Regions from separate parts of the Homo sapiens genome. Here region 2 is linked to region 1. The links are chromatin contacts, found by Hi-C in ENCODE. All regions are on one chromosome and are shown on one strand. Each heading gives the region's core, a stretch centred on a gene start or an enhancer-like site at or near the end of the contact. The rest is flanking DNA. Distances are from core to core; before and after follow the strand shown.

Region 1 (4,902 bases), core at 657-3,156:
AGTGAGTAGGATGGCCACTTCCAAGGGGCTTCTAGGCAGTAAGAGCCCCCAGAAAACAATGCCAGACCATCAGAGCCTGCTCAGAGCCAGGCTTAGCCCAAAGTTCCTGTCCTGCTGTTAGCCTTTAACTTCACCTCTAACCTCCACCCAAATCTGTTTTTCTCATTCTCCTAATCTGACAACTCACTGTATGAACTGATGCCCAGAACCCTGTTTCCAGGGTGAGCACACCTGGTCTGTCAAAGTGCTACCTGGGCCAACCGCTTACCTGCCTGCTAACCATAGTAATTATGGGCCTAGTTTTTATTTATTTTTATTTTTTATTTATTTATTTTTTGAGACGGAGTCTTGCTCTGTTGCCCAGGCTGGAGTGCAATGGTGCCATCTCAGCTCACTACAACCTCTGCCTCCCAGGTTCAAGCGATTCTCCTATCTCAGCTTCCCGAGTAGCTAGGACTACAGGCGTGTGCCACCACGTGTGGCTAATTTTTGTATTTTGGGTAGAGACAGGGTTTCACCATGTTGTCCAGGCTGATCTCGAACTCCTGTCCTCAAGTGATCCACCCACCTCGGCCTACCAAAGTGCTGGGATTGTAGGCGTGAGCCACCATGCCTAGCCAGGGGCCTAGTTTTTAGAGCTACCTTACACAACAGAATGGCCTATTGCTTTGGGTTATATTCGTGACCCAAAAGTTACTGTCAGCAGTCTTGTAACAGGAGCAGGCATGTCCTGAGATTTACCCTTGCCCCATCCCCATCAGGAAGTATTGTCCTCCTCTCCAGCTTCTCAAAACAACTTCCTCTTGGCATCATGGAACAATGCCATTGATACCCTCTCACTGCTGCTCCAATTGCTCTTCCCCAACAACCATTAACAACGCCATCATGCCCCAGGCCCTCTGATGGCGGGAATCAGAACCTCTTCTCTCCCCATAGTATGTGGAGACAGGTTGGGGGTGACCAGAGAAGAAAAGCAGGTTGAAAACATGTCTGGATGCTGAAAGGGTTTGGGATGTTGTTTAGGCACATCCAGATGCACCTGAGTACTCCATTCCCAGTATGGTCACTCAGGCAGTTACCATGGCAACCACCACAGCCAGCCTCCCCTGTGCCTAATACACACAAGCCTTTAAACAGAGGCCCCCTCCATCTGGAGGTGTCCAGCCTTACCCTGAGTGAGCCGGGTAGGCTGCCGGACAGGGAGCCCATCAATAGTGCAGGCATTGCCACAGGGGTAGAGGGTGAGGGTGCCCCGCAGGTTCTCGATGTAGCAGTGCTCTGGAGCCAGGCCTGGGCCCTGTAGTGAGATGTCTCTGGCTGCAGAGCCAATCACCGTCCTCCCTGGAGACAAGAGGCAAACTGAATCAGAGGGGTTGTCCAGGCTGAGGAGGCAGTGACAGGGCAAGGAGGGCCACAGTGGAAACATATTTCCACCTCCTACTCCAGGGAGAATCTCTGCCCACCACTGGCCACCCCTACTAGGCCCCTGAGCCTGGTCTATACAGTAAGTGATGGACGCTGTTCTCAAACAGAGAAAACTCTGCCTGAGAATGGGAGGCCCAGAGATGGGAAGACCCAGACAGCACACAGTAGGACCTAGACTCCACAGATGGAGAAGGAAGACTGCTTTTCTGCAGATCTTCCCTTATTCCCCCAACTGCCTCTCCCTATTGTCCTTTATCCTTTTTCCCCTTCATCCTACTCCTCATTTCTTCTAAATCTCCCTTTCTCTCCTTCTTCTCTCCCCCGCTTCTGCTACCTGCAACACTTCGTCTCCCTTGCTAACCTCTCTCTTCAGTGCAACCTCTCTCTTCAGTGCAGGCTCTCCCCTAACTGCAGCAAGAACAGCCCCTCCCGCTGACAGAGCCCCTGGGACTGGTATTTGGAGAATGTGGAGAATGTAGTATCACCCAGGCAACAAGTGCAGCCAGGAGAGTAGAGAGGGCGGGCAGAAGCTGAAAGGTGAAGGGGGCTGTGCCAGGGCCTCATCTTGGGAGATCTTGCCCTGACTCCCATCTCTCCATTCTCCATCTATGGTATACCCTCCCATGCAAGACAATGCCCTGGAGCGGGGCCCTTTTTCTTCTTGGCCACATTGGTTGCTAAGAGCAATGTGTTCTCCTGTTTCTCTCAGTGCTTTCTTCATGGTTTCTTTTCTTCTTCTTTTTTTTTTTTTTTTTTTTTTTTGAGATAGAGTCTCGCTCTGTTGCCCAGGCTGGAGTGCAGTGGCACGATCTCGGCTCACTGCAACCTCTGTCTCCTGGGTTCAAGCGATTCTTCTGCCTCAGCCTCCTGAGTAGCTGGGACTACAGGCCCGTGCCACCACGCCTGGCTAATTTTTGTATTTGTAGTGGAGATGGGGTTTCACCATATTGGCCAGGCTGGTCTAGAACTCCTGACCTCGTGATCCGCCTGCCTCAGCCTCCCAAAGTGCTGGGATAACAGGCGTGAGCCACCACACCTGGCCTCTCCTCCTTGTTTCTAAGCTGATCTTTAAGCCCAGTCGTGGAACCAGATCATCTACCAAGGAAGGCAGGCAGTCTGGGGAGGCAGAGACAAGGGAAGCAAGCTGGTGGTGTGGGGAGGCGAGCACCAGCAGACAGTAGAAGGGCCCCAACACATGCAGGAGGTGGGCCTCCAGGGCAGGAATGCCTATAAGGATAGAGGGGTGGTGAGTGAGATGCCCTGTTCACACTTACCTTCCTCCAGCGGCAGGAGGGTGATGGCTGTGCTGAGTCGCCCACTGCCCAGGCTCACCAGGTGGGGTTTGTCCGTTTGCACTTTCAGCCCTTTGCCTGTCTCGATCAGGTCCAAGGGTCCTTTCTGTAGGTAGTACGGGTGGAGGACAAGCATCATTAGATTCAGCACCTTACCACCCTAAACCAGTCACACCAGCACTCTCTCCAGCCCTCGCCCCTCTCCGAAGGGCTCTGAGGGTGCTGAAAGGCTTAGCACAAAATCTTACACAGAGCATGATTCCACTAAATTGTAATTAGATCTGAATCTAGGCCACTAACTCATCCCACTGGATTTATCGCAAGTCTTGGCTTAACTGTGCCTTTTGTCTATTAAAACAGAAGCAAGGAGAAAGGGGTGGGGGGTGGGGGTGGCATTGGATAAGCAGCAGGGGTACTGTAGAGGAAGGCCAATCAAGCTCCCTGCAGACTTGTCCATGGCTATCCACGTGGCCATTGCTTGCCCCTGCTAAGCTCAAGTACAGGGAAGATAGAGGCATGGATCAAGGAGAGTGATACAGCCCAGGGTCAATCTGTAAACTGCTTTCGGACTTTCGATGGGTAGTTTCTGGGTGAACCAATTAACCTGATTCAGATAAAGACTGAGCTGTTAATAGGCTTGGGACCTGGGGAAGGGCAGAGAGGAACAGAATTGCTCCTTTCATCCTTGGGCTGGGACCACAAGGGGGTAGAAGAGCTGATCCCATCCCTATTATATCTCTCTTGCCTCACAGCCCTGATCCCACTCACCTGCACCATGGTCTGGGTCTGGCATCCAGGGCCTATTTGGTTCCTATTGAGAGCGTCCATGGTCCTAAGGCTCCAGAGCTCCTAGGGACACAGCAGAAAGGTGGTGAGTGGGGAGGCCAGGGCAGGAGAGGGAAAGAAGTAGGTTCTGTGGCAGGGTTCTCAGGGCAGAGGTGTCACCAGTCACCATCATTCCCCAAATGCTCATGCTGAAGGGAAATAGAGGCAGCTAAAGAGCTTGGGTGGGAGTTGTCTGGGAGCAGTGCCAAGTCTCCAGCCAGCCACAGCATGGATACCAGTCCTGCCCCCTGCCACTGTAAGCACAAACAGTCCCATAGGGCCCAATCTATACTTCTGTGCTTTCTTGCCCTATGCTACTCAGAACCCGGGTTTTGACAGCTGAAGACCCTTGGCCCTGTGGAGCCTTAAGCAGGGTGGGGAAAATCTACCTTAGTGGGAGAAGCAGCAAGGAAGCCCCTCCAAGGACACTGGTAGCCAGAGGGCCCCCAGGTAGGTGGCAGGGCTAAAACAGGAGCTCCCTCCTGCAACCTTTCATTCTCCTCTTCACCATTTGTCTCTTTTCCCAGGGCTTTAGTAGGATGTTTTCTTAAAGGAGACACAAAAGAAAAACTCAGCCATTCCTGCTATCTCCAGATGTCTCAACTCCTACACCTTTTCTTCCCCAGAAAGCAACCTCAACCCAACACAATCAGCTAAAAAAATTTTTTTTAATTAAAAACAAAAAACTTTAGTGATAACTAATACTGGGAATATTGGGCTCAACTCTTGGGTTCTTAATTGGCTAGGTGCTATAGGAAGCTTAAACCATTAGAACCAGGAGTAAGACAGATTCCAGAGCCAGAACTTGAATACTCCCCACCACCACCCCACTGCCCCTCACCCACCATGCATCCCTCTCTCCCTGGCTCATGTTTTTGGTATCTGAGATGTGAGGACCTTTGTGTACTAATGTATGCCCCCATGCCCATCCCTTGGCCAACTAGCTAAGCTGAGAAACTTCCCACTTGCTGCTGAAATGTTACTGGGGAAAGCTAAGAGTGTGGCTGAGGGGTAAGGAGGCAGACCCAGGGAAACAGGGTTTCCTTCCACTCTCTCTTCAAGCCATCTACCAGGGGACTTGGAAAGGAAGTAGGGGCAGCAGCCCGCATTCCAAGGAGTGTCTGACCCTGGCAGTGGGTCCCGAGGACCTTAGCTATGGTGTTACTAAATTTACCCTCCCAGCTTCCACCCTTCCGGACCTGGACTGCATCATCTCCGTCACCATTTCCACCCAAGCTGGCGGAAGAGAGGCCGGAACCCAGGCTGGGGCCCACCCCAAGACTGCCAGGGAAGAGGGGAGGGAAAACGCCATTAACCTATGCAAAGCCCCAAGCTGGCCTGGCACCTCCCCAGAATTCCT
Region 2 (4,902 bases), core at 168-2,667, 340 kb before region 1:
GTTTGTGGCCGCTGAGATGGGAAAGGGAGGCGGGAGTGTTACTTACGAGGGAGTGTGGACATTGGGATCTCTCTGCTGGACTCAGTGGCTGTCCCCTTCTTCACTAGGTAGGAAATGCTTTTGTGGTTTGGGAGAGAGTAGAGAACCCTCAGTGAGTATTGGGACTTACAGGAAGAGGGGCTCCAGCCTGGGCCACCTACCCTCACAGCTGTGTCTCCCCTATGTGCACTCCTCCAAGAGGCCCAGCTTTCACCCCCTTTTGCTGTGCCCTCACCCTCTCCTCATGCCCACCAGATCTCCCCCACACTAGCTTCTCTCTCTTCCTGCACCCCCTTCCCTAGGTGCCTCAGGCTGGACCCAGTACCTACTAGAATTTGGTTCCTGGCACGAGGTTTGTCACCTGGTATGCACTGAGCCGAGTGACTGTGAAGCCAGCACCACTGTCCACCACACTCACCAGTTCCCTGCGCCCACGGCACGGAGGCACCACAAAGCTGGACGTCACCACTGGGCAGAAGTGGCGGGAGGGGAAGACTGGGTCAAGTTTCTGGAGGCCCCAAGGAGAAGGGGCAGCTTTTAGAGTGTGGGTACCCCAGGAGACGGGTGGACAGGAAGGCATGAATGGGGAAAAGGGTGCAGAGGGTGTCGCAGGAAGGGGTCTTTGGGGACTAGAGGGATGCCTTGGGAGAAGGTAGCAGACCTTTGCTGTCATTGGCTCTCCGGACCATCAGTGTGGCATTGCCTCCTGTGAGGTGACAGGGGGGCAAGGCAACCAGCAGGCTCTCCGTTAGCGCCGGGGACAGCAGACCAGAGAGGCTTGAGATGTTGAAGTCTGATGGGAGGCAGGAGGGAGCTCCGATGGGGACTGACCCCTCCTGGCCAACAGATCTGGCCCGGTCCCATTGGAGCCATCTCCCTTTCCACTCTGTGAACCCTGGGCAGAACAGCCAGGCCTGTGCCAGTATGACCACCAGGTGGCAGGCTTGGGCTGCAGAAGCTGCACCCTCCACCAAGCGGTCCCCAGAGCCAGAACCTGGATGCCAGGAGTCGGGCAGCGCCCAACCTCACCCCTCCCCGCAGCATCGGATCCTTGCCCACACCTCTCTGCCTCCTAGGTCTGGAGGAGGATCAGGAGTGTACCCTGAGCCCAGTGTCTGATACCCAGTCACTGCCATCACCAGCCCTGACTCCCAACTGTCCAGACCTCTCTTTGAGAGCCCTGGAAGGTACAGTGCTCCCTGTCCAGGCCCCCAGCCCCCTTCCCACCCCTGCCAGAGATGGAAGAGACCTGCAGCCCCTGGGGACAGCAGAGCCAGCAGAATCAGGATCAAGGGCAAGGTCCGGATGGGCAGCAGGGGTGCCATGCTGGGCTGGGAGGTGGAATAGGTGCTGGCAGGCTGGGGTTCCTGAGGCAAGTGAGGCCCTGCCCCTGGGGTGGCTGATTTTGTCCTGGGGGTGGGAGGGGCTGGAGGGGAATCCAGTCCAACCTGCCCCTTGGGCCCTATAGCCTCAAAGGGGTGGGGAGAGCAGACAGGTTTTTCAGGATGGGGAGCTGGCCCTCAGGCCAGGAGGGGGGATGCCCTGGCTGGGTCTTGATGGTGTAACTAAGGTGGGGAAAGAAATCACCCCTTCTTCTGGGACTCCCGTGCATAAGGCAGTGTTCCTGTGTGCACGGGCATCTGGAGACTGGCCAGTCCTTGGAGGACTGCTCCCCCGATGTGGTGGGGGTCTTTCCCCCACCCCTCAGAAGGGTGATGAGTTTGGAAGTTGCCCTGATATGTAGGAAGAGAATACTCCAAGGGGCTACTGAAAGGGCCTTGAGTGGGTAAGAATGGGAGAGAAACATTCTGGTGGGGAGGGGCAGCAGACTGAGGGTTTCAATTCTTGGAGTGCACTGAGGCTTAGGTACTGCTGCTCTGGGAGAGGCAGGGGCTGTGGGGGCCAGGGAGCACATGCGGTTTCAGATTCCTCTGGAGGGTGGGGACGAAGGTGGCCATGGAAGACTTCTGGAGAGACCAGAGAGACAGACATTGACCCTGGCCAGCAGGGGTTGGGGGTGGGCACAGTCAGCCTTGGGCAGCAACCATTTGTTGAACTGAGAATGGAGAAAAGAGACCTCGTAAGATAACATGAAAAAGAGACAGAACTTCCCTGACTGCCTCCTCCAGCCCTGGGCTACATCAGAAAGAAGCAGAGGAGTTCTGAGCAGAGGGAGGGGAGAGGAGTCAGGACGTCTTCCGGGCCCTGGGTAGGGGTTCTGTGTGCTCCATTGTAGCCCTACAGCCACCCTGGGTGGTAGCTGGTACTGGCTTCCTTTTGTAGTAGAACTGAGGCCAGGCACAGTGGCTCATGCCTGTAATCCCAGCACTTTGGGAGGCCAAGGTGGGAGGATCACTCGAGGCCAGGAGTTCAAGACCAGCCTAGGCAACACAGAGAGTTTGATCTCTATTAAAATAGAAAAGAGATCAGCCGGGCGTGGTGGCTCATGCCTGTAATCCCAGCACTTTGGGAGGCCGAGGTGGGCGGATCACCTGAGGTCAGGAGTTCGAGATCAGCCTGGCCAATATGGCGAAACACCATCTCTACCAAAAATACAAAAACTAACGCGGTGGTGTGTGCCTGTAATCCCAGCTACTCGGGAGGCTGAGACAGGAGAAACACTGGAACCCAGGAGGTGGAGGTTGCAGTGAGCCGAGATTGTGCCCCTGCACTCCAGCCTGGGCAACTAAGTGAAACTCTGTCTCAGAAAATTGAGAGAGAGAGAGAGAGAGAAAAGTGGAAACTGAGACTCAGACACATAGAGTTACTTGTGGAAAGTGGAATACTTTGTCGGGAGAGGCTGTAGAACTTCCAGAAGCCTGAGAGCTGTACAGAGACTGTTGCTGTATATCTGTTTGCTCCACGAACTATTCTATCTTCCTCAGTCCCAGGGAAGCTTAGGGTCCTGGTAGGAATGTGAGGGAGGTTGTGTCCTTACCGCCAAGGTGGGAAGGGTAGGCTCAAAGTTTGGGGTGAGTGGAGAATGACAGTAAAGGAAGAACTCATGGGCCTAAGCAGAGAGTAGGAGGGTCTTACGCCAGTGCATCTCCAAATTTAATATGCGTATGAATTACCAGGGATCTTGTTAAGATGCAGCTTCTCATGCAGTCATGCAGTGGGTCTGGGGTGAAGCCTGAAATTCTGCATTTTTTTTTTTTTTTGAGACAGAGTCTCGCTGTGTCACCCAGGCTGGAGTGCAGTGGCGTGATCTCGGCTCACTGCAACCTCTGCCTCCCAGGTTCAAACGATTCTCCTGCCTCAGCCTCCTGAGTAACTGGGATTATAGGCATGTGCCACCATTCCCAGCTAATTTTTGCATTTTTAGTAGAGATGAGGTTTCACCATGTTGGCCAGGCTGGTCTCAAACTCCTGACCACAAGTGATCCACCCGCCTTGGCCTCCCAGAGTGTTGGGATTACAGGTGTGAGCCACCGTGCCCAATCAATTCTGCATTTCTAGTGACTTCCCCGTAACACTGATGATGCCGGTCTGAAAGGCCCACACTTGAAGTTGCCAGCTGCTCTGTATTGGTAAACAGCATCCCCACCCCCAGCTGGATCCTCTTCCACGGACATCAGGGATCAGGGCAGGTGTTCCTTCCCAATCTGCCCGAACAGGCTGCTTTTGGGTGAAGAATTTGGTTCTGTTTTTCCTGCACCTTGGCTTTTGATTCCACCACCACTGCACAAATGGAAAGAGGGTCTCTTGCACATTAAGGACAACTTGGGAGAGAGGGGACAGATTAAATGGTGGAATGCCAGGGTGAGGGGATCTTCCTGGTACTCCTCAAAACCTGTCACCCACCAGTAAGTTGTTTACACTTGAACTGGGAGGTCTTTCTCCTCATTCACAACCAAGAAGCAGAAAGAAGAGGTTGGGTTTATTGCAGGGTGGGTTGAGTTGGGTCCACTCTTAAGCCCCCATCCCCATCTAAAATTATGAGTGGTACAGAGTGGAGTAGGGGAGGGCAGATCTCTGATCAGATTTTAAAGGGATAAGAGGGCCCTGTGCCTTTAAGCTCTCCCTTCTCCCTCCAATCCCCCCCCCCCACCTTCCCCACCCCAGCCCTCCCCAGGTTTCTGGAGGAGCGGGGAGTTGCGTCTTCTCCCTGCCCTGCCGAGCTGCTCACTGGCTGCTCTGGAGGCTGTGCTTTGCGGTCTCCATGGAAACCATTAGTTGCTAAGCAACTGGAGCATCATCTGTGCTGAGCTCTCGCATCTAATTATCCCATCACAGCAGCCGAGAAGGGTTTGGGGAGCTGAGAGGAGGGGGAGGCCAAGCCCAGGAGCAAGAGGATAACTCTTTTAGCAGAGCAGATTCATTGACAATGCTGAAGTCAGTTAAAGCCACAGCACCATGTTCCTCTGGAGGATTTCCCAATGGCTTGGAGTAAGGGAACCAGGGCCACATGCCTGAAGTCTCTGTCTTGGACCCACTCTTTCTAGGCTGTCTCCTCCTTGGATTCTTGATTCTAAACTCTCTTGAGTTCCCTCCCCTGCCTCCTCTCTTCCAAATCTCCTATTCAAGCACTCCTATTGCGTACCAACTATGTCCTTGGAACTGCACTAGCCACCAGGGATATAAAGGTAAGATAAGTCTCTGCCCTCAGGGAGCTCTTAACAGCTCTAGTCTGCTCAGCCTAGAAGACTATCTCCTAAAACAAACTTCTTTCTGGACTGTGGCACCTTTTTTTTTTTTTTTTTTTTTTCACTTGAACTATGGCAGTTCTTCAACCAGGAGAGCTGGGATCAGAACCCAGGTCCGTCTGACATGCCCAGGGTTCTCCTTCCAGAGTGCCACTCTCTGCCTCCCAGTCAATTAGAAAAACATGTCTACTTGGCTGCATGGCCATGTCAGCCTCTG

The links. A loop is a pair of places that touch in the nucleus more often than their neighbours do. Pooled maps may share reads with other maps.
Region 2: a loop to region 1 is called in a pooled map, with 2.4 times the contacts of the local background. The contact joins the promoter of UPK2 here to the enhancer-like site in region 1. A Hi-C loop is called at or near these places in 4 of 168 maps with a recorded cell type or tissue (CD8-positive, alpha-beta T cell, MCF 10A, mammary epithelial cell and 1 more), 3 of 37 single-sample maps with no recorded cell type and 12 of 50 pooled maps.

The regions. Positions count from the first base shown.
Region 1 is chr11:118,612,480-118,617,381 of GRCh38, reverse strand. It overlaps PHLDB1 (pleckstrin homology like domain family B member 1), which reads right to left. Exons shown (of 23, transcript NM_001144758.3): 2 at 3,486-3,566; 3 at 2,700-2,823; 4 at 1,171-1,341. The coding sequence starts at 3,545. Among named protein-coding and RNA genes, the nearest start is that of PHLDB1, 7.3 kb to the right of the region's middle. RefSeq lists enhancers at 897-1,413, 1,414-1,931. Within about 2 kb of position 1,906, at least 2 of the 41 ENCODE cell types and tissues checked have a DNase peak (open chromatin) inside an H3K27ac peak, as active enhancers do.
Region 2 is chr11:118,952,813-118,957,714 of GRCh38, reverse strand. UPK2 (uroplakin 2) reads right to left here and starts at 1,417. Exons shown (of 5, transcript NM_006760.4): 1 at 1,289-1,417; 2 at 701-832; 3 at 369-507; 4 at 47-117. The coding sequence starts at 1,364.